Linked DNA regions of Homo sapiens: regions 1, 2, 4 and 5 are each linked to region 3. A link is an interaction called in ENCODE POLR2A ChIA-PET data of the cell type or tissue named here. Cell type or tissue: MCF 10A. All regions are shown on one strand. Links, peaks and the distances in the headings refer to the core of each region. The heading gives the core; the rest is flanking DNA.

Region 1 (4,458 bases), core at 148-4,147, 89 kb before region 3:
AACTCCAGTTGCATGTCTAATACCCATCTCAATCTTATATGCAAACCTTCACTCCTAATTTTACTCCCCTTAGTTTTCCCCATCTTAGTTGAGTGGTACCATCAGTTTTTCTGATTGATCAGTCAATCCTTGACTTCTCTCTTTCTCTTACATCCTTTGTCTAATATTAGCAATCTGTGTAAAATATGCCTATGATATCACCACCTGGACTAATAAGATCCTAGTTAAGACAACTTCTATTTCTCACTTGGAACACTGAAATATTTATGAACTAGTTTCCCTGCATCCACCCTTGTCCCATCTTTCATTCACAGTCTGTTTTCCACATCATAGGTCTTGATCACCCATGTCTTCCTGTAACACCCATGACAACATGACACCAGAATAACATCCAGGTTCCTTACCACGATATGCAAGACCTTATATGATCTGTCCCTGGGCTGTATCTCCTAACTCACTTCCTACCATTCTCATGCCCCATCACTGACCCCTGCCCTAGCCATATCTGCTTTCCTGGAATATGTCTTATGTGCTTATTTCTCAGTGTCTTTTCACCTGGTTTCCTTTCTTCCTGAAATGCTTTTTTTCCTCAAGTTACTTACATAATGTATTTCCTCACTTCCTTCAGGTTTTTGTCCAAATGTTACCTAGGGTTGCCCCTGACCACCTTACCAAAATTGCATTTAGTGTCTATAGAGTTTCTCTGTAGAAAGGTTATTTTTAGTTTGTTTTTATAATTTATGTATTCATTGCTTAAAGATGCAATAGTAGCTTGCAGAGATAAAGAAATATTCAAATCTAGAATCTTTTGGCTTCATTTGTCTAAAAGAGATCTCAGGCTTCTTTTTTTCCATTGCTGTTCTGTGCATGATTACTGAGTTTTCCTTCCTGTGATTTTCTCTCAGTGATTTCTCCTTTAAACCACACCGTGACATGAACTAATATATTGGGAATGACTCAGATTTTCCGTATCCCGAGAAAGTGACAAAGCAAAACTCTATATGTGAGGTTCTAGCTCAGATTGGTTTGCCATTTTGCTTTACCTGCTGATTCAGGATCAGGCAGATGTTTGAAGATTTGCCTCATGGGAAAGGAAGTTGAGACTTATTTTGTGTTTCTGTTGAAGACAGATCTAGAATCATGGTAGAAGCAGCAAAAAGGTAGACTTTAGCTCTTATCATGAAATTTCTTACAGTCAAGACTAAGTAATATGCTCTCCTCATATTTTTTTGGAAAGTGGTTTATCAGTGGGAAAGGATACAAAAAGCATATTTAAAGGGGAATTGAAGCAGAAGTGAAAGAAATTTGTACTCACATTAACAATCTGTCTTCCCTGACACCTTCACCTGCCCCATGCCCTTCTCAGATGGAGTAAATAATGATGCTCTTGACAACACTGTAACTTCTACCTCCTTCTAACATGGAACCTAGCACACTGTATTGTGATTCTTATTTGTGTACCTGCTTTCCATATGAGAATAGAGAATTGTGTATTCTCATTGCCTAGCATGATTCTGGTATGTTTTCTATACATTTTTTTTTTAGTCATGATTTTTAGTTCTTTATTCTTCAATAAAATGAATTATTTTCCAGAGACAATAGTTAGAATGCTTGTGAAATCTTTCTATAAGTAAAACAGAAGAATCATGTTTTCAGTGATGGCTGTAGAGTTGCATAGGAAAACATCTTACTATAGGAGTAAAAGACACAGAATCCAGAGTTGAAAGCTGGCACATGGACAGTGCTACTCATTGCCAGTCTTACCGGGAACATTCCATAGGGTCTGGTTTTTTAGCTTACTCAGCAAATAACTATTTCATTCTGCTCAGAGTGAGGCTAGAGAGCCACTGAAAAAGTATATGCAAGTTTTGCAAGGGCGCGGCCAAGACACAACCAGAGAATCCTGTTTAAGGGATTTATAGGATCATTTATTGATTATTGAATAAATGAAGGTAGGGAATGGCCCGGAAATGTCCAAGAACAGTGAATTCCTCATTAAGGTAATTTCAAGCCCCCCCCCCACCACCAAAAAAATGATACTAACAAATGAAGCACATTGTGCTGTTTGTTCTAGCTTTGTTTTTTTATAAATAGCAAATATTATTTGCTTCAAATTGGCATTCTGTGCTAATGACTAACAACTGTTTGCTAGTTAGAAAACTGCTCAGGTGGGTCCTAGTTGATAATTCTTGGTTGAATCTAGATTTTTACACAATAAAAAACATATCTTGTCTACCTATTAATTACTGATTTCTAAGAAAACTCTAAGATTCTAGAAGATAGAGTCTAAGTACAGAAGCCCTCTGTATCTGTGGGTTCCACATCTGTGGATTCAACTATCTATGATTAAAAATATTAGAAAAAATATAAATAACAACAAAAATAATATAAAAATAGTATAAAACTATTTACATAGCATTTACATTGTATTAGGTATTACTTATAATACCTAAGTAATAAGTAATCTAAAGATGATTTAAAGTGTGTAGGAGTATATGCATAGGTTATATGCAAATACTATATTATTTTATATCAGAAACTCGAGCATTTGTGGATTTTAGTATCTGCCAGTGCGGCAGGTGCCCTGGAACCAGTCCCTCCCAGATACTGACAGATACTGAGGGACAACTGTATTTTATTCTTCCTATGTCTTAGAAACATATTATAAAACACTAGGCACAAAATAGTTACTTATAGACTCTGCTTATCTAGTTCTGTGTGATAGAAAATGAGGCCCTAGCCCACAGTGTTCTCATATGCACTCTAGAAGGATACAACTGTGAGTGTGGGAAAAAGTCATCTGAAGGTCAGAGATATGCATCACTCTTGAGTACCTGCTGCGACTTGCTAGTACTAGCTGCCCTTTGGAAAAAGCTGAGAAGACAGAAAAAAATTAGGTGCAGCAAGCCAGAGGATTAGTTGAAGACAATTAATGGACGATAAGAATTGAATATAGGAATGACAAGAATTTTCACATGCCAAGGAAGATGAGTTAAATAAGAATAGGTTTAAGAGGAAAGCTAGGTGTCAGGACCAGGAACAGGCATCCAGGTGCTCACCAGCAAAGGTCAGAAGAGTCTGAGGCATTATTTGAACACATTTGCTTTTAGCTGTTTGGTTCACCTCTCTTCAACATCAGGTCTTCCGAATAACAGGCTGAATGCCTTTCCATGGTTAATATTGGTATAGTCATAAACTCTGATCAATCAAGTTCAAATATGACTTGGATAGTTTCTACGGACATCAACAACCAAACTGACTGAGGAATATCAAGTTAACCTGATAGTATTGAAAAAGGAGTGAAATTACCTACAAGGGTTTTCCACGCAGATTGAAATTTATCCTGATATACTTTTCTTTTGCCTGCAACTTTACAGATTGTTACTTATATGTGTGTACAAATCACTGGATTTCATGTCTCTGTCAAATTCTTGATGAAATAATCAGTACTGATGGAAATGGGAAGTTTCAGTTTCATTTTGGTTTTGATTTTTTTTTTTGGTAGGGATTTGGGAGGCTCTCATTTGGAATCAGAGAACACTTGAGTGGGTTGTTAAGGTATTAAGGAACATTTTCAAATGTAGGAGGCCAGGACTAAAACAGAGATGGGTGGGTGCTTTATAATTTTGATAACCTTGGGATGGTTATAAATATATACTCAACATTCTTGAGGGTTTATAGTGAGTGAAAGAAAGAGAATAACCAAGGGAGACTTTTAGACTTTTACTGTAAATAACTGGGCAGAAGGTGGTACCAACTAAAATAAAAAAGGCTGCTAGTTGCCTCTCATTGTTCTTCCTTTTCAAAGTTTTCCTAATTATCTTTGATTTTTCTATATTAACCTTAGTATCAAATTACATACTTCCAAAAAGTTCATTTTTATTGGACTTTGATTATATTTTTAATGAATATAGGTGGAATTCTAATCTTTATGATATTAAACATTCCTATCCAAGGGCATAGTTTATCTTTCTAGTTTCTTGGTCTTATTTATATCTTTTGGTGTTATTCTGGAGATTTTCTTTTACTACATAGATTTTGCACATTTTTTGTTATGCTTATTTTAAGTATTTTATCTTTTGTACTGCTATTATAATGGGGCCTCTTCTTACAATGTATTTTCTAAGATGTTATATATGAAAGCTATTTACATCTGTATATTTTATTTTTACTTGATTAATTTATTGAATTATCTCAATGTTTCTTATTGTAGTCTGGTTTTTCAGATTTATCAAGTACATTTTAACTTTTATGGTTTTTTTTCTAGTTTCATTTGTTTATTGTTCAATTTCTACAGTTAAATGATTCATTTTCTTATTTCTGTTTTATTGATATAATAATTTGTCCACAATTTTTTTAACATTGCTTTATATTTATTTTATAGGATCTAATATGAAGTGTTTTCATTATAAATCTTTCTAAAAATTTTGCAATGTTGTTTTGTTTTATTTTGACCCA
Region 2 (4,458 bases), core at 301-4,300, 57 kb after region 3:
TCACAGTGATGATATCTCATGCTTGCAGGCATTAGTTACAAAGTTAAAAAATTCCTCTTCACATATCAATACCATAGAAGTGACTGTTGTCAATTATTGTCAGCATGACCCATTCTCCCCATCACATCCCCACCATCTTTCTTTTCAGCATAAAACACACTATATTTAAAGAAACAAGCCATTAATCAGGATTAAAAACTCTTCCTCTCACTCTTTGCAAGTACCTGATAGAAAATGCTCCCAGTTGACATTCCATTCGTTTGAATTCTGCTTCCATTCCTCAAAAACACTGGGACTATTTTTTTTTCCAGATCCAATTTGTAGGACAAAAGCCATTATATAACCATAAAAGTCACTTTACCTCTTTCTAATTTATGAAACTTGTGATCTCTACCAATGCTCCATAAAACTATAACCCATTTCTAATATCATTTTCCTTGGTTCCATTTCTTCTTTTCCAAAATAAGCTATTAAGTGAGAAGTCACTCAATGCCTGCTTTCTTGATAGATTTGGAAGCTAGACTTAGGAACCCAGCCTACCTCTATCCTACTGTTCATTGATTCATTTAACTTACAAATATTGACCAACTACCAAGTACCACCATCTTAAGCATCAACGTTTGCATATAATGGTAGGTATTTTTAGTGAGCACTAACTCGGTACTAGGCACTCTACTAAGCACTTTCATTATTTTCCTATGCGCTGGATACTATTATTATCCCTGTTTTACGTATGAGGAAATTGAGACAGATTAAATAACTTGTCCAGGAATTCACACACAGACAGTTTAAATCTTAACCCCTGATAACATGATGAAGTATTTGTTTCTTTTTTTTTTTTTTTTGAGACGGAGTTTCGCTCTGTCGCCCAGGCTGGAGTGCAGTGGCGCGATCTCGACTCACTGCAAGCTCCGCCTCCCGGGTTCACGCCATTCTCCTGCCTCAGCCTCCCGTGTAGCTGGGACTACAGGCGCGCGCCACCATGCCCGGCTAATTTTTGTATTTTTAGTAGAGACGGGGTTTCACTGTGTTATCCAGGATGGTCTCGATCTCCTGACCTCGTGATCCGCTCGTCTCGGCCTCCCAAAGTGCTGGGATTACAGGCGTGAGCCACCGCGCCCGGCCGAAGTATTTGTTTCTAACAAGAGCATTCTGGACATTAAAGGGCCTTAGAGTATGAGAGAAAAAAGCCAGAAAAAAAAAAGGAATAGTAATAATAATTTTTTAAAAAGTAGAAATAAAAAGGTAAGGAGTTAACATCCATTAGATTCCATTTTCTATTCAAATATGTATATTTACATACAGTACTGCTGAATTGACTCACAGTTCTTAGGTCCTATAGAGGAGTGCAGTGAAAAGGAAGACAATTTACACAGTACAGAGCTGAACATAGGACTTACAAACAAAAAAAAAGTCAAGGAATACAAAGTAGCTTTCCCAGGTGTAAAGTACCGGGTCTAGAATTCTATGAGGCTAGGGAGAAGATAAACGACAAAAGCTATAAGAGATCAGAATGAAAAGAGATCCACAAGCCTAAGAAGCCCAGGCCCTTGAGGAGAACCATGAATTTGAGCAGGATTTCACTAATTCCTTTAAAAAGTAGCCATTGCCTCAAAGTACGACTCCATCAGCATAGGCAGGAAAGTGGGAGTGAGGAAAGGCTTAGAGTTTTCCAGCCTGGCTGGGGTCAGACAATTTGCCTGGGGAAATAGTGGGAGCTGAGGTTGAAAAGACCGATTGGCTTCACGTTTGTGGCAGGCCTTGTCCAAAAAGCAATAGGAAGTCGTTGAAAGGTTTTGTGCAGGGGAGCGACAGGATTAAGGCACTACTTAGTAGGAAGTCATATCAAAAGCAGCAACCTGACAAATGGCAAATACGACAGAAGGAAAAAAAATAACAGGAATTTTCTTCACAATGACTCGACTTTGAGGTAATAAATGCCTGAGCCACATTGGAAGCAGGGGTCTCAGAAGGAAGGCGCAGATGGGAAAGGCTTTTCTGGGCGGTGGCGTTTCAATGCAAGGAGGGCGCTTGAATCACTGACAGACTTCAAGTTAAGGGAGTTTTCGTGGCTGAGGTTAGTAAGTCACACGCACAGCTCTCCAAAGGCATGTATGGGGAACGCCAGCCTTGGCTAAAAGACTGATTCAAGTTATGTCCGTCACCCTGAGCAACCAAAACCACCCACTACAGGGCAGGTGACCCCACAAAGCAAACCAAGCCATCTGGTCCACGCTCCCCACCTCCCGGAGGGAGATGGAAAAGTTTCGGGAGTAGTCCCCGGCCAATCGGAAAGACATTTTTTCATTCCTCAACCACTACTCTCAGGTGCTCCAGGGAGGGAGGATGACTTCCTGACGGTCCTCCTGCCGCTCCTCCCTCGGGCCAATTATGAAACTCTGGGCACTCTTGACCTCACCCCGTTAGGGCCCGGGAGGGGCTCCCTAGTATAAAGTTCGCAGCACCAGACAGTTGAGCTCACTTGCCTGATATTTCCAGTGTCAGAGGGACACAGCCAACGTGGGGTCCCTTCTAGGCTGACAGCCGCTCTCCAGCCACTGCCGCGAGCCCGTCTGCTCCCGCCCTGCCCGTGCACTCTCCGCAGCCGCCCTCCGCCAAGCCCCAGCGCCCGCTCCCATCGCCGATGACCGCGGGGAGGAGGATGGAGATGCTCTGTGCCGGCAGGGTCCCTGCGCTGCTGCTCTGCCTGGGTAAGTTCTCCCCCTCTGGCTTCCGGCCGCCCCAAAGAGGAGACAAATAAGGAAGGCTCCTGTGCATTTGTCATTCGACAAGTACGGAGTTGTCTCCAGGTTCAAGTGTGCTCTATTTAAAATTACGTCTTGTTTTGTGAGTCTGTCTTCCCCTATGGTGGGACTGGGGTGGGGGGGACTGGGGATCGATGTTAAAATGCTTTTTATTGGTGAATTAATTATTGGCATATATGTTATGCATGGATTGAAATATCTCCTTATTAAACAAAATAAAAAGTTGTTGAAAAAGCTTTTTTTTTTTTTTTGAAAAGTTGCCAGTCCTAGAAATCTAAAGGCCTGGAACGCACTGTTAACATTTCATGTCTTGTTCCTTTTTGTTGGAGAGTGGGGAATAGAAACTAGCGTAAGAAATTTTTTGGAGGGGGGAAAAAGCTTTTCTCCTCTGTCTTGCGCTCAGTTTTCTAAAACCTAGCCTGGTTTAGCTTTCCCGGAGGAGCTGGTATGCGCCAGTGCCAGTTGGCTGAGCTCCAGACACAAGAGAAATAAAACACTGGTCGAGGGTATCTGGAGCAGAAGGGCCCTGGGCAGGTCCTGGCGCTCCCCACCGCCCTTCGCCCCTACACCTGCTGCTTGCGTTTTTCCCTGCAGCCTCCCAAGCAGCCTCTGGAGCAAGCGTTCTGCACTTGCTGCTAATTGCACTCCATAGCCTGTGATCGCTGAGGGTATTTAAATGCCAGTCTTCCTATTTGAGATGATTTAGTTCAAGGGGAAAAATTTTCTAAATAGCCTTTCTGTTAAAAAAAAATTACTTCTTTCCAATTCCTTAAACTTCAGTTTAAGGAATTTGAAAGAGTTTGAAGTCGTATATGAATATCTTAATAAAAAAATAAAAGTTACCACCAGTCTCATATTCTCCCTGGAGTTGGAATGAGGCTGATTCCCCAGACACTCTAACTCTACCTGTGAAGGATGTGACTGTTAAATTATTATTTTGGCACACCTTATCTCAGGGGTTGAGAGACCTAATGAAATGCATACTATGCATAATTGAAACTTACAAGTCTAAGTCCAGGAACACAAGTGGAAACTAGATATGTGGTTTCTGCCAAAACTGAGCTAAGAAAGACTTGCTAGAAGATTCTCAGTAAACAATGTGGCTTTGCTGTCTTTGTTTTGAAAAGAATTAAATTAGAAAGGTGACAGTCTTCCTAGAGTTAGAAATTAACCTCGAGGTCAGAATAACTTAGCACTTATTATTTTCCCCACATGTAAGGTTGCATCTGAACAATGCACATGTCTGTTCTGGGTGTTTCATTGAATATTCTAATTTGAGACAGCCAGAGCCTGTGAATAACCTGGTTACTACCCACTAGTGTGTGTGTTGTGTGTGTGTTTGTTGTCATGAAAGTGCTTACCTCCTTCATTGCATTACTTAATTATAGTTCATCTATTTCGTCAGCTGCCAAGCCCATTTCCAAATGAGTTAGGTCAGTTTCTGTTTTCCCAGTTTGTTTGGATATTTCTCTGCCACTAGGAAAGTTCCTGTTTCAAGTTCTGTATTATATCTCTAAACTCTATTCAGTTATGCAGAGCCCATAGCCTTATTTTGGCAAGACCACCTGTTATTTCTGAAATTGCCTTCTTTCCCCCAAACAAAATATTTCCTAAAAATACTTTTCCCAAATCTTGTCCTTCCCCCAGCAAAAAAGAGCGAGACATTTATTTTAAATTTTAGCATACATGTTAT
Region 3 (4,458 bases), core at 167-4,166:
TTTTTCTAATAAAGGTAATTTATTTAAAGCTTGATTTTAGGAGATAATTGAGGGAATTCTTTTGAGATCAGTACAACAACTACTACAAGAGAACACAGCTAGGTAAATGGAAAGAGCATACGATTTAGAATCTGTAAATATAGAATTGAAGTCCTTTTTTTTGTTCGTTTTGTTTTGTTTTGTTTGTTTGAGACAGGGTCTGTAGCCCAGGCTGGGGTGCAATGGTGTAATCATGGCTCATTGCAGCCTTGACCTCCCAGGCTCAAGTGATCCTCCTACCTCTGCCTCTCAAGTAACTCATGCCCAGCTAATTTATTTTTTGTAGAGTCGGGGTCTTGCTCTGTTGCCCAGGCTGGTCTCAAACTCCTGGGTTCAAGCAATCCTCCTCCCTCAGCCTCTGAAAGTGCTGAGATTACAGGTATGAGCCACTGCACCTGGCCAGGATTGAAGTGCTGACTCTAGGCATGTCCTTTGGCAAGTCACTTAATTCTTTTGGGCCTCAATTTGTCATTTGTCATGTGAGAATAGAAATAATGCCTATTTATTTCCTTATTCTCTGAAGACAGATTCATTGAGTATTTACTAGATGTTAGGCACTGGATTTGTTTGGGCCAGGGTTACTGAAGAAAGAATTGAGATGTGTAGGGAAACCTGTAAAGTGCAAAGGACTGCACTAGCTACAGTTAAGAGTTTTTACAAAGATAATCTTTGTACTTTGATGTCTCAGTCTTAGAAATAAACTATTTAATCCCAGCACTTTGGGAGGCCAAGGTGGGTGGATCATGAGGTCAGGAGATCGAGACCATCCTGGCTAACACAGTGAAACCCCGTCTCTACTAAAAATACAAAAACTTAGCAGCGCCTAGTGGCAGGCACCTGCAGTCCCAGCTACTCGGGAGGCTGAGGCAGGAGAATGGCATGAACTCAGGAGGAGGAGCTTGCAGTGAGCTGAGATCGCACCACTGCACTCCAGCCTGAGTGACAGAGTGAGAAAACATCTCAAAAAAAAAAAAAAAGAAAGTATTTAATATGAGTCCTAACATCTCCCTCCAGAAACTACAAAAAGAATTGTGATGGTTTATTTAATCTTTTGTAAATGATTTCTTTTTAAATTCTCAGCAATGGTGCAAAGACGATTGTTCAATTTATAATTCAAATGTTATTTGCCTGGGAAATATATTATCTAGAAATCGACTTAGTAATCAACAGTTTTTTAAAAACCTACAAAAGTAGAAATGCAAAATGTAGACACATTTAAAGCGAGCCAAGTACTATTATATTATTTTAACTTTAAAATGATGACTCCTGTGGCAAGTGATTGCCCAAGTTATAATGAGTTCAACAAGCTTGTTCTTGTGTGATTTCTAACACCACATTTATATTTGAATAGTGAAAGGGCTCCTTTCTGGTAAATCTAATTTGCTGAGTGGACATGATGCAAAAGATAACCTATCTTGACTTGAATATGTTTTTAGGGTTTTGAGGTTTCAAGTTTCAAGAAAATACAAGGAATTGAAATTCCAGACAGAAAGACTCAATGCCTCAGGAAGATATATTTATAAATCATTTATATTAATTTGGGGCAAGTGAAAATTTCTGTAGTTGTAAAATATAGTAGCTGTAATGACATATTTTGGCCTTTAAAGTGCCACTTTAATAATTACAACTAGATGAACTTGAGAAATAATTTGAATGTTGTATTAACTTAGAAACTTTCTATTCATTGGATGTATCCAAACTAAATGTCATCTTAATTTTCTCTTAATGGAGAATTTTAATATTATTATTATTGCTATTATCATTATGTTGGTACTTTACTGGTTCTCTGTAGCTTAATCATTGGGATGCAGATTTAAGCATTGTTGTTCCTGGAATATGGCAGCCCATTTCATTTACTCAGAAAAATGTTAAATAGCAGGATGACAGAAAGGTGAATATTATACTATTAAAAATAATTTTATTTACAGCACTTGTCATAGTAACACTAAGAAACAAACACTAAAATGGAATATGAAACCTCTGTGTTTTCACAAATTTAACTGTTCTCTGCAACTAAATTAACAAATTATCTTGATTTGAAATGGAACTTATAGTCTGTAATAAAAGGTGGTATAACCAACTATAGTTTCAGGTATATTTCTTTTAGAAACAGGTTATGCTGCTTCCTAATTTGCAGTTATGTTTGTTGAACTCCCGTATAGGTTTCTAGCATAGTTTGAGCTGGTATAGTTCTCTTCACACCAATGGGAGCCTTTCCTGAAATTACATTTTGTTCTTGTTGTTTTAAGTACTTTTACATACATGATTATGCCCACAGGTAACAGGAAACCAGTGTTTCAAAAGAAAACTTGATCACATTGCTAGATAATACAGGTATCCTAACCAAGTGCGTGAGCGCCCAGAGGCTTTCTGCTGCTGCCAGAAGTACATATTTTTTTGATTGGTAAGAACTGCCAGATGACGCTTCATGAAATATAAATGCAACAAAGACTCAGAGAGCTCAATAAAAACCTTCCACCCGTCAGTCTAGAAGGATAAGAGAAAGAAAGTTAAGCAACTACAGGAAATGGCTTTGGGAGTTCCAATATCAGTCTATCTTTTATTCAACGGTAGGTAATTTCCTTTTGTTTTGTTAACTTTATATCAGTGTAAAATGTGAATAGAATTTATTTTCTCTGCATTAGAGAGAAGTTGGCTTCTAACAGTTGTTCTTTATGACAAAGATCAGAGTAATGAATCTGTGGATTAATTTAGTTTCTTATGTCCTGTATGTTCCTTTCCTAATATATTTTGACACCTTTTTTGAGACCTCCAGAATGTTTGCTTTATACAATTGAAGAGTAATTGATACATTTAGCTACTATACTATAGGGTTCTTATTTTTTAATTAATATGTAAATGTATCAATGGTCTTAAATATTGGGTTTTTATTTGCTTTAATCCTAATATAGTCAATGGAATGGATGAGAAACTGTAAGTATGTTGCCCTAGTCACGTTATGGATTTCAACTGTAATAAATTAAAAAAATAGAAATTGGAATAAACAGAATAAGAATACTTTCCATCTGTTGCTTGTACATAGAAGGAGGCTCTCTGTTAAAGATGCTTTTGCCCCCTTAATACAGCAATGACAGCACTGACCGAAGAGGCAGCCGTGACTGTAACACCTCCAATCACAGCCCAGCAAGGTAACTGGACAGTTAACAAAACAGAAGGTATTTTCTTCCCATTTTCATATTTCACAAGACTTTTCTAAAACTTGGGAGAGAAATTTGGATTGTGATAAAAGCAATATTGGCCATTTTTAATATATATTTTATTATTAGATAATCAGCTCTTTTAGCAGGATGCTGTTAAATTGAAGTGACAGATAAATGTGCCAGGAAATAATTGCCTTTTTAAAAGGAGGAAGTTAAGCAAATGAGACAAAAGCTGTCTTCAGTTACTGTCTTGAATGTGAAACAGGCCACATTTTCTGCTTCATTTCTGCTTGGTTCCCAATAACCCCTGTGTGTACAGAGACAGTTTGTCCCCATTTTGGCATTCTTGATGAGCAGCATTATATTTTGATCTGTGATTATAAGCTTTGATGCCAAAGACATTATGGCTACAAGATGAACAGCACTTTCCCTCATCTTTGGAATGACCTTTTTTTCTTGTTTGCTTTGGAGTTTTTGTTGTTATTTTAGCATATGCTGTATTTCCTAACCACTTGTACCCAATTTTTGTTGTTGATGGTAATGATATATTTTCTTTTGCACTTAATTATTATCACAGTGGCTTCTGGATGCTCTTGAGCATCAGCGTTCTTTCTCTAATCTGTTTAAACTCTTAGAGGTGAAACTTGGAAAGCTTGTTGCTTACCAAGACCTGTGACTGAGTGGTTATGATTCTTCTGCAAATCGCATCCTGATTGCTATGTGAAGGCTGGCAATTTGATTTAGGACAGAGGAAACAATGTCTTGCACTCAGAGTCAGGCAAATAAAGGAAGATTGTCATATCTCAGTGTTCTTCATGTCACCAATAATTTAAAATTTTAAATGATTGTCTCGAAATATTTTACCCATTTGATTTTTTGAATATCTGTTGATTTGCAAAACGAAATCAATGTGGGTTATAGAATAACTTTTAGCCAACTATTTGTCTTCTAAGCCTTCAAACAAAGAGGAAACACCTTATTATAATTATTATATTCAGTACTATATTATACTGGCCTGGCACAGTGGCTCGTGCCTGTAATCCCAGCACTTTAGGAGGCCAAGGCGGGCAGATCACCTGAGGTCAGGAGTTTGAGACCAGCCTGGGCAACATGGTGAAACCCTGTCTCTACTAAAAATACAAAAATTAGCTGGACGTGGTGGCGCATGCCTGTAATCCCAGCTACTCAGGAGGCTGATGAAGGAGAATTGCTTGAACCCAGGAGGTGGAGGCTGCAGTGAGCTGAGATGGGGCCATTG
Region 4 (4,458 bases), core at 153-4,152, 80 kb before region 3:
CTGAGTACTAGGTTGGGTTCATTGTGTTTTAATACTTCCTTCAATGATGAGACTCTTTAATTCTCTATTTTAATATACAAAAGAAAGCTTTATGGAATATATGTATATGTATACTTATTATATTTCATAAGATTAAATTTCTTTAAATTTGTTTGTGTTTTCCTACAGGGTAAGTTAACAAGAAAGATATTTTAGAACATAGAAAAGGCTGGAATATGGGGCTTGTGTATGGATAATTCACTTACAGATATTTGAGAGTTTATCATTTACTCTGATTTTAATTAAACGTGTACTTTTGAATAGCAAAGATAGTACTAAATTCATTCAATTGAATACTAAATTCATTCAATTGAATATTATTTATTCAATAAATATTGGACCCTTCCTATGCAGCAGTATCTGTTTTAAATTTTAGGAATACAGCAATGGATACAAATGATGAAATGCCAGCCCTCGTAGAACTTACATCTTAGTGGGAGAGAGAGCAAATAAACAGTAAAATATAATGCCAGATAATGATAAGTGCTATAATGAAACTGGATGAAGGAATAGTGTTTTGGGGATACTGTTTTAGATTGATTGATTGGTGAAGATCTTTCTTGGGAGGTGACCTTTTGAGTAGAGTTCTTGTCCTGGCCATTCTCCATTTGTCCACCAGCCCCAGTGTCTGCCCTTCCCTGCCCTGGTCTGGCCCTGAGAGGCTGACTAATGAAGATGGCCTCACCTGTGTTCCTCTGACACTGGCTCCCAGCAAGGTTTGGCACTAGTAGGATATCTGAAGGAGAAGAAGAGAAATGTCAAGTCATGGTGTTTCTTCTCTACTCTTTTCCACTTCTACTGTCTTTCTCTTCCTCCTGCATCGATAGCTTTTGCTCAGCATCCTTTCCCCGACAGCTAAGGCTCTCACTGGGCTGCAGTAACACCATTTCCTCACCCCTACAGACCTAGGAATGGTACAAGCTTCCTCCAGTTTCTAATCTCTAAGAGCTGCAACAGCTTTTGTTTTTATCTTAGCCTGAATATATCGCTGTAAAAATTATTTCATTACTATATGGGGTGGATTCTGTTTCCCATGGAGATACCGACAGAAGCAGATCTGTATGAAGTAAAGGCACAAATCAAGAACCATTCCTGGGGGAAGAGCATCCCGAGCAGAGGAAACAGCAGATACCAAAGTCCTTAGGCAGGAGCATGCTTGATGTATTCCAGAACACAGGTCTTTGACGGCTTATTATATTACTCTGATTTTAATAAAATATTAATAAATTATGAGGATACTAGTAAGAAATGTTGTTGGGAAGGTAGCCAGGGTTAACTCATGAAGGACGTTGTCGGCCATGGTTAGGATTTTGATATAAGCCAAGAATGGCTGACAGCAGATCAACATGGTCTGACTTAGGTTTTAAAGGACTGATCACACCTTTAAAAACATATCAGACCTCATGTCTGCAGTTGTGTCAAAAACTGACTTTAGAGGTGTAAAAGTAGAAACAGAGAGGAGAGGTATTGCAATTTCATTTAATGGGTCTAGATTTTGCTCTAATTTGTTTTGTATTTGAACACATAGTTTCAATCAAATTTAATAAAATATCTGATTCTTCTATAGGCCCTTTTCTGGAACCTAGAACATATACATGACTGCAGGAACAGTAGTTGGCTCCTCATAGAGTAAAAATAGAAATGTTCTTTTTCCCAGAAAAAAAATCAGTAAGCTGGTACAGATAACCATACCACATTGCCTGTTTTTCCAAAAAATTACATTTGGGTGATATCAAATGCAAATTTTTGAACTGCATTGACAGAAGTCAGGCATGTTTAGAGAGTTAGTAAACTTTTTCAGACCACAGATCAGCATTAAGTGAAATACTGCTTCAGCCACTGATACCTTCATGGCAGATAAGTATTATACTGACTTCTTTTTAGAGACACTTCTGTTCACACACAAGACACAGAATTTGTTGAATAAAGAGGAATTTGAATGCTCATCTTTGTCCGTTTCTAACCTTAGGAAGAATGAAGTTTACATTATCCTTAAAAGGTATTATTTGACTAATGTTAACAGCTTGTACAGAATATTTGACTATTGTCCTTAGATAACATTTATCAAATATTATATTGAATGAGTATTTTATTCTAGTGGAGGAAAATCTCTCATCATGCCTTCCTACTCGTGGTTTGTTTTATTATTATGACAAATGGCACATGGGTGATCACAATCCACTTGCAAGAAACACTGATATTCTCTTGTAACTAAGTCAAAGCTTATGCCATAATGCCAACACTGTTGTCCTCCTTGAGTTTATCCTCTCTAGCTTTCTTTGTAAAGGCCTAAATCAGCCTTGAGTACAGATATTTAAAAAGAAGACAGGAAAAGAAAAAGAAAAGGAAAATAAAGGAACAGAAGGACAAGGAAGACTCAAGCCTATATAAAATAAACAAGACAGGAGCCAGGAGGTACTCAAGCTTTAGGTGTGGTGGGTGTTGAGGCTGTCCCACAAGCATCCCGCTGAGGGTATTTTCTTACCACCAGAGGGCGCCAGTCAGGTGAGCAGCTACTTCAGATGTAGCCAAGTTGGCCATACACCATGCTAATACTAGTTAGAAGACATTTTAAACAAAGACAGTGGGAAGAAGTCCTGTTCCTTGCTTTTTTATTTCACCTTTAATGCCTCTTACTAAATACAAAAGTATGTTGAATGTAGAAGACAGATTTGTATGTAGTTCTGCAGTCTTCTTGAAGAAATAAATATTTAGCCAATGGGAAATTTAGGGGAAGAAAATTGAGAATTTATAAGAAACAACTAAAGATTGCTACATTTCCAGTTAATTAATAATCACCTGGAGAAGTTAGGGATAAAACATGTAGGCATTTATAAATTATAGAAAGAATGTGAGTGAATATAAAAAATAAATCCCATATAACCAGACAATAGGAATAAAGTATTGCCAGAATGACCATATCATGCATTGTGTGTGGGAACTAAACAAATACAAATAGCAGTGGGTATTTAAAGGAAATAGTGATCTAATGGCAGAGGTAGCCAGAACGGGGAGGGCTAGATCACTGTCATAATGAGAATGTCAGCATATATGGAAACAACCTCATCTAGGAGAACTCAGGGTAGAAGGAGGAGGATTGCGTGATATATATCAGAAAGAATGATAATGTCTGAGAGATGAGAGTGAAGAATGTGGTAATGAAATCTTGACACAAGCTTGAAGAAAGTAAAAGAGGAAATCCTGTGTGAAGATCCTGAGACATGAATATTAGCTTATTTAATATTAATGTCATCCCTCCAGTTTCTCATAGTACTACTCCTACTGGCTTATATATCACTCACCTTTTTAAAATTGCCCCCAAAATTGAGATTTAGACTCAGTTAGAAGCTTAGATCTGCAGAATCAGACCCTGTCACACTATGCAATTAGAAGTAAGTAGCTTCAAGTCCCTACTCAAAGCCAAATCTCTGAGTTCACAGAGAGAGTTAACAAGTTTCTAGAGTACTTTAATGTACCATGGTTATAGCACATAGTACCTGTTTATAGTTGTTATCTTCATTAGACTACAGCAGGTAAAGGCGTGGTATTTTTTTTTAAGCTTGCTAGGTAAGTGCTTAGAACAATATCTAACACATAGTGGTTGCCCAGTAAATGTGAGCTGTGTTGATTTTGAGATTATAACTACAATAAGAACTTTTTCAAATTGATACATATTTAGCCGATATAATCTAATTTTTTAAGATGGAATTATTCTAGTTGTTGGATTTACACACTGTAGCATTATTTTTGGGAACTACCAAATTATTCCAGTTTGTCATCATAAAGTAGTTGCTAAAGCAATAAAAAGTGAAATATTTATTCATGAAAGAGTAGTTCATGTCATTAAGTGTATGAATGGAGTGATTTAGGTGTAAATGTTAAGATTAAGAAATGATGGGAAAGGTGGCCGGGTGCAGTGGCTTACATCTGTAATCCTAGCACTTTGGGAGGCTCAGGTGGGTGGATCACCTGTGGTCAGGAGTTTGAGACCAGCCTGTCCAACATGGTGAAACCCTGTCTCTACTAAAAATACAAAAATTAGCCAGGTGTGGTGGTGGGTGCCTGTAATCCCAGCTACTCAAGAGGCTGAGGCAGGAGAATCACTTGAACCCGGGAGGCGGAGGTTGCAGTGAGCCGAGATCACACCACTGCACTCCAGCCTGGGCAACAGAGCAAGACTCTGTCTCAGAAAAAAAAAAAAAAGAAAAAAGAAAAAAAGAAATTATGGGAAAGGTGAAGAAAGAGTAAGGAGACTATTACATCTAAAGAACAGTAAGAGTACTGGATGGTTGAAAGGGGAGGAGCAGTTTAGGGAAAGGCTAAATCAGCTTTGCACAAGCTACTGATAAAGAAGGGAAAGCTAGCCAGTATCAATTCTAAGATCATGTTGGAGATCATTGGGCTTTCTCGTATCTGCTT
Region 5 (4,458 bases), core at 102-4,101, 70 kb before region 3:
GAATTTCTATTTCAGACATCTTTGAAGTGTGTTGGTTGATATGGTTACTTCTATAACATTGCCTTCTTGCTTCTGTATACCTAGTGCCAATGAAAGATAGCCTATTCTTATTCCAGCATCTACTTCAATTGATCGTATAAGAAAAAAACTGGTATTTTTATGAAGCTTTGTTGTTTCATACCTGTTGTTCTTTTGTTACCCCGACCTTTATCGGCTTGAAAGCATTGTTTGAGTAACATGAGAGAATGTATTTGATAAACCAAAATGTGCCATATAGTGGAGACAAAATTGTGTCCTAAAAATAAAATGATGGACTTTACTTCATAAATGTTTAATTTTTTACATGTAAAAGATTAAATTTAAACTTCTTTAATGTAATGTAAACTTCTTTAATAAATGTTCCCAGCAGGCAGAATTTTTTGTTTTTGCTTGCATTTGTAGTCTTTGCATACTGGATTTATTGTGACCATCTAATGCTCAGTTAATTTCTATTATCTGACTTGTCCAGGTTACCAGCTTGATCTGATTTTTACAGTTTTATTGCTCACAGCCTATTATATCTTCACAGCACTTTTTTCTGTGACCAACAGCCTGGTTTTAGTAACTCTGGATTTCCCATGTCCATTATTTGATTATGTTAATGCTTTCTAAAACACAAATAAATTGTTTTCTCAATTCCTTATGGCTTGATTTTTTGATTTCTAAACTAGATTGCCTAAATTTTGCTTGAAACATCTATTGACTTATTCACTGTTATTCTTTAAAAACTAGGACCTGAAAACGAAAGTTCTACATGCAATGGATGTGCTCGCTAGTTTTTTCTAGCCATCCAGTGTATTCTCTATGGTCTCACCTTGTCCTTTATTCCTTCACACTTGTGGTATCCATTCAACTTCCCTGGGGCTCAGGTCAAGGCAACTTATGACACGCCAGGGTCTACATTGCTAGTATGGATTGAAAGCTTTCTGTCTCTAGCTCAGTCATGCCAGTAAATGATTATCTCTGCATGAAAAACAGGATAGGCTTCACATATCTAATAGAGAGTGGTGCGTAACGCACATATATTTTTCCTAGTGTGTCAGTAGATGATTAAAAATCATATTTTAACTTTTATGTGCCTTTTTGGATATGTCCCATGAATATTATCACTCACTTCATCAAGAGACTCCAATAAATGCTATCTGAAGTTACACTGAGGAGGAGGTATAAGGCATTTTTCCCCACTATACTTTCAGTGGATTTATCTCTTTTTAGGTTTTTTTTTAAATAAACCTTACTTTTATGGGATTATATGAAGTTGTACTTTATAGTTGTAAAAAAGTGGTTTAATAACACCCATATCAGGCATAAAATATGCCTTTACATTTTGTAAAATTTAAATATGTTGTGGTAACATGGGATGACAAGGGTGCTTTCGTATAAAGGATAAAAGTCCTCTCTCAATCATATTGTGAAGTATAACAAAATAATAAAGAGGAGAAGGAGAAAGGAAATACAAAGAAAGGATCTACATGACATATGTGATGAGTAGGGAATAGTAAGAATTATAGTGGGACAGCACTGGAGTGAAATCCACTGTTCTGTGACCTCCAGCAGCCAGGACCATGTCTTATTTATATTTGTGTTTCTTGTACCTGGTGAAGAACCTTGCTTTTAGGACTAGAAAACTCCCTGTTCAATGAATGAATTCCTTTCTTTAGAAGTCAAGTGCTTAACCGGTTAGGCACGGTGGCTCAAGCCTATAATCCCAACACTTTGGGAGGCCAAGGTGGGCAGATCATTTGAGGTCAGGAGTTCAACACCAGCCTGACCAACATGGTAAAACCCAGTCTTCACTAAAAATACAAAAATTAGCTGGGCGTGGTGGTGCACACCTGTAATCTCAGCTACTTTAGAGGCTGTGGCAGTGAGCTGAGATCGCATCACTGCACTCCTGCCTGGGTGACAGAGACAGACTCTGTCTGAAAAAAAAGAAGAAGTCAAGTGCTTATCTTGATCTTGGTTTAAGCTTTTTTCCTAGAAGGTAAGGAAGCTCTTCATAGGGGAAGATGATCCTTTCAGGACTCATTCAGCCTTAGATTCTCTTTCATACCTTGTTTGGGACTGTTCCACTTCATGAAAGCTTAATATGGCATTGCATCAGCACCACTGACTCAGAGCTTGCACCTGCAGAGTTCAAAAAAAGGTAGGGGAGAGGCAAAGAATTAACTGAGAAATTACTGTCTTCAATGAAAAAACTAGAAAATACCATTGCTTTACTTTCTACTGTGGGTAGGAATATAAGCCTTTCTGTAGGTGAAGTCGTCATTCCAATGGTGTATTCAGAGCATGGTGTTACTGAATGTCTGTTGCAGACAATGTGTTGACTATCAGAAAGTGAAACAATTTTATTAGATCTATAGTCATTATTAATTGTGTCATTTTAATAGCATCAGCATATCTAATTAATACCTAGGAAAATTGATATTTAAAAAATGTAGTGATCAAAATGTTACATGTCAGTGCTTATGTAATAATCCATACAGAGGTGGTGTTTGAAATGTACTATGGAGACTCTGACGGAGCACCTGGTTACCTGCTTTAGGTGTGGCTTTGGTTCTGAAATAGAGCAGTTCTGAGAAGGAAGGAATGTGTATTGGTATATATCTGTGGTGCGTTCTAAGGCAACTTTCTATGAAAGTCCTTTCTTTTTACTCATTTATGTAGTTAAAGACATAAATGTTAGACTGAAACCATAAAAACCCTAGAAGAAAACCTAGGCAATACCATTCAGGACATAGGCATGGGCAAGGACTTCATGACTAAAACATCAAAAGCAATGGCAACAAAAGCCAAAAGAGACAAATGGGATCTAATTAAAGAGCTTCTGCACAGCGAAAGACACTGTCATCAGAATGAACAGGCAACCTACAGAATGGGAGAAAATTTTTGCAATCTACCCATCTGACAAAGGGCTAATATCCAGAATCTACAAGAAACTTAAACAAAGTTACAAGAAAAAAACAACCCCATCAAAAAGTGGGCAAAGGATATGAACAGACAGTTCTCAAAAGAAGACATTTATGCAGCCAACAAACACAAGAAAAAATGCTCATCGTTATTGGTCATCAGAGAAGTGCAAATCAAAACCACAATGAGATACCATCTCACGCCAGTTAGAATGGCGATCGTTAAAAAGTCAGGAAACAACAGATGCTGGAGAGGATGTGGAGAAATAGGAACACGTTTACATTGTTGGGAGTGTAAACTAGTTCAACCATTGTGGAAGACAGTATGGTGGTTCCTCAAGGATCTAGAACTAGAAATACCATTTGACCCAGCGATCCCATTACTGGGTATACACCCAAAGGCTTATAAATCATGCTACTATAAAGACACATGCACATGTATGTTCATTGTGGCACTATTCACAATAGCAAAAACTTGGAACCAACCCCAATGTCCATCAGTGATAGACTGGATTAAGAAAATGTGGCACATATACACCATGGAATACTATGCAGCCACAGAAAAGGATGAGTTCATGTCCTTTGCAAGGACATGGATGCAGCTGGAAACCGTCATTCTGAGCAAACTGTCACAAGGACAGAAAACCAAACACTGCATGTTCTCACTCATAGGTGGGAACTGAACAATGAGAACACTTGGACACAGGGTGGGGAACATCACACCCCCAGGCCTGTCGTAGTTTGGGGGGGCAGAGGGAGAGATAGCATTAGGAGATATATACCTAATATAAATGACAAGTTAATGGGTGCAGCAAACCAAAATGGCCCATGTATACCTATGTAACAAACCTGCATATTGTGCACATGTACCCTAGAAGTTAAAGTATAATTTTAAAAAAAAAAAAGGCTTCTGGATCTGTCTTTTACTGAAGCACATTTCCCCCACATTTATTTTTGTTTAATTCATAATTGCTCATTTTAAAAATGACTTACCTTTGTTACAAAATGTGAGAATTAACGAGTACTGTGCAGAAGTGTGGGCTTTATGATTGTGGTTGGAACAAATTCAAATAACTCATAGTTTTTCTCTGAGTGTGCAGATTGCAGGCAATTCACTTAGAATTTTATTAATATGTGCCTTTCAGATGAAGATAATAATCAATATAAGAATCAGATATTACATTGTAAAAAGGGGCAAGTGCATTGCAGTAATGTTTTTGTTGAGTTTCTATTATGTGTTTCATAATTCCTGCTTAATATTTATTTTAACAAAAGTCAGAAAGATTCCTTGTCTCTGTAAAATACACAGACACATACACTCCCAAATCCACATTACCATATACATCCTTCCCAGGGTAGTTGGTCAGGATATACTTAAAAATAATGTGGTGCACCATATCAAAAGGAGTGAGAATCCCTCCATGTGTACTAAGAGTAACATACATTCTTGTAGGTCACTAAGATACCACCCCCAAATTTACTTCTCTTGAATAAAAAAACATTTGAAGGG

The links. ChIA-PET counts read pairs that join two places held together with the same protein. Peaks named below come from ENCODE experiments on the same cell type or tissue, not always from the same donor. Only the 100,000 strongest peaks of a DNase experiment are listed, where the experiment ranks them.
Region 1: POLR2A ChIA-PET joins it to region 3 with 10 read pairs; 6 of 35 experiments call an interaction of 5 or more read pairs at or near these places.
Region 2: POLR2A ChIA-PET joins it to region 3 with 18 read pairs; 3 of 35 experiments call an interaction of 5 or more read pairs at or near these places.
Region 4: POLR2A ChIA-PET joins it to region 3 with 83 read pairs; 6 of 35 experiments call an interaction of 5 or more read pairs at or near these places.
Region 5: POLR2A ChIA-PET joins it to region 3 with 11 read pairs; 5 of 35 experiments call an interaction of 5 or more read pairs at or near these places.

Annotation. Positions count from the first base shown.
Region 1 is chr4:74,216,604-74,221,061 of GRCh38, forward strand. All of the region lies in intron 5 of MTHFD2L (methylenetetrahydrofolate dehydrogenase (NADP+ dependent) 2 like), which reads left to right. Among named protein-coding and RNA genes, the nearest start is that of MTHFD2L, 61 kb to the left of the region's middle. In MCF 10A, for the core only: no CTCF peak of the experiment used is centred there; no DNase peak of the experiment used is centred there.
Region 2 is chr4:74,362,665-74,367,122 of GRCh38, forward strand. It overlaps EREG (epiregulin), which reads left to right and starts at 2,481. Exons shown (of 5, transcript NM_001432.3): 1 at 2,481-2,711. The coding sequence starts at 2,645. It overlaps LOC105377276 (a long non-coding RNA gene), which reads right to left and starts at 2,677. Exons shown (of 3, transcript NR_188415.1): 1 at 2,487-2,677. In MCF 10A, for the core only: no CTCF peak of the experiment used is centred there; a DNase peak (open chromatin) is centred at 2,317.
Region 3 is chr4:74,305,968-74,310,425 of GRCh38, forward strand. EPGN (epithelial mitogen) reads left to right here and starts at 2,503. Exons shown (of 5, transcript NM_001270989.2): 1 at 2,503-2,609; 2 at 3,126-3,215. The coding sequence starts at 2,567. The region is part of intron 2 of LOC105377276 (a long non-coding RNA gene); the gene reads right to left. In MCF 10A, for the core only: a CTCF peak has its summit at 850; a DNase peak (open chromatin) is centred at 2,434.
Region 4 is chr4:74,226,364-74,230,821 of GRCh38, forward strand. The region is part of intron 6 of MTHFD2L (methylenetetrahydrofolate dehydrogenase (NADP+ dependent) 2 like); the gene reads left to right. Among named protein-coding and RNA genes, the nearest start is that of MTHFD2L, 70 kb to the left of the region's middle. RefSeq lists a silencer at 2,435-2,504. In MCF 10A, for the core only: a CTCF peak has its summit at 2,507 (motif pointing right); a DNase peak (open chromatin) is centred at 2,528.
Region 5 is chr4:74,235,650-74,240,107 of GRCh38, forward strand. The region is part of intron 6 of MTHFD2L (methylenetetrahydrofolate dehydrogenase (NADP+ dependent) 2 like); the gene reads left to right. Among named protein-coding and RNA genes, the nearest start is that of EPGN, 71 kb to the right of the region's middle. In MCF 10A, for the core only: no CTCF peak of the experiment used is centred there; a DNase peak (open chromatin) is centred at 2,132.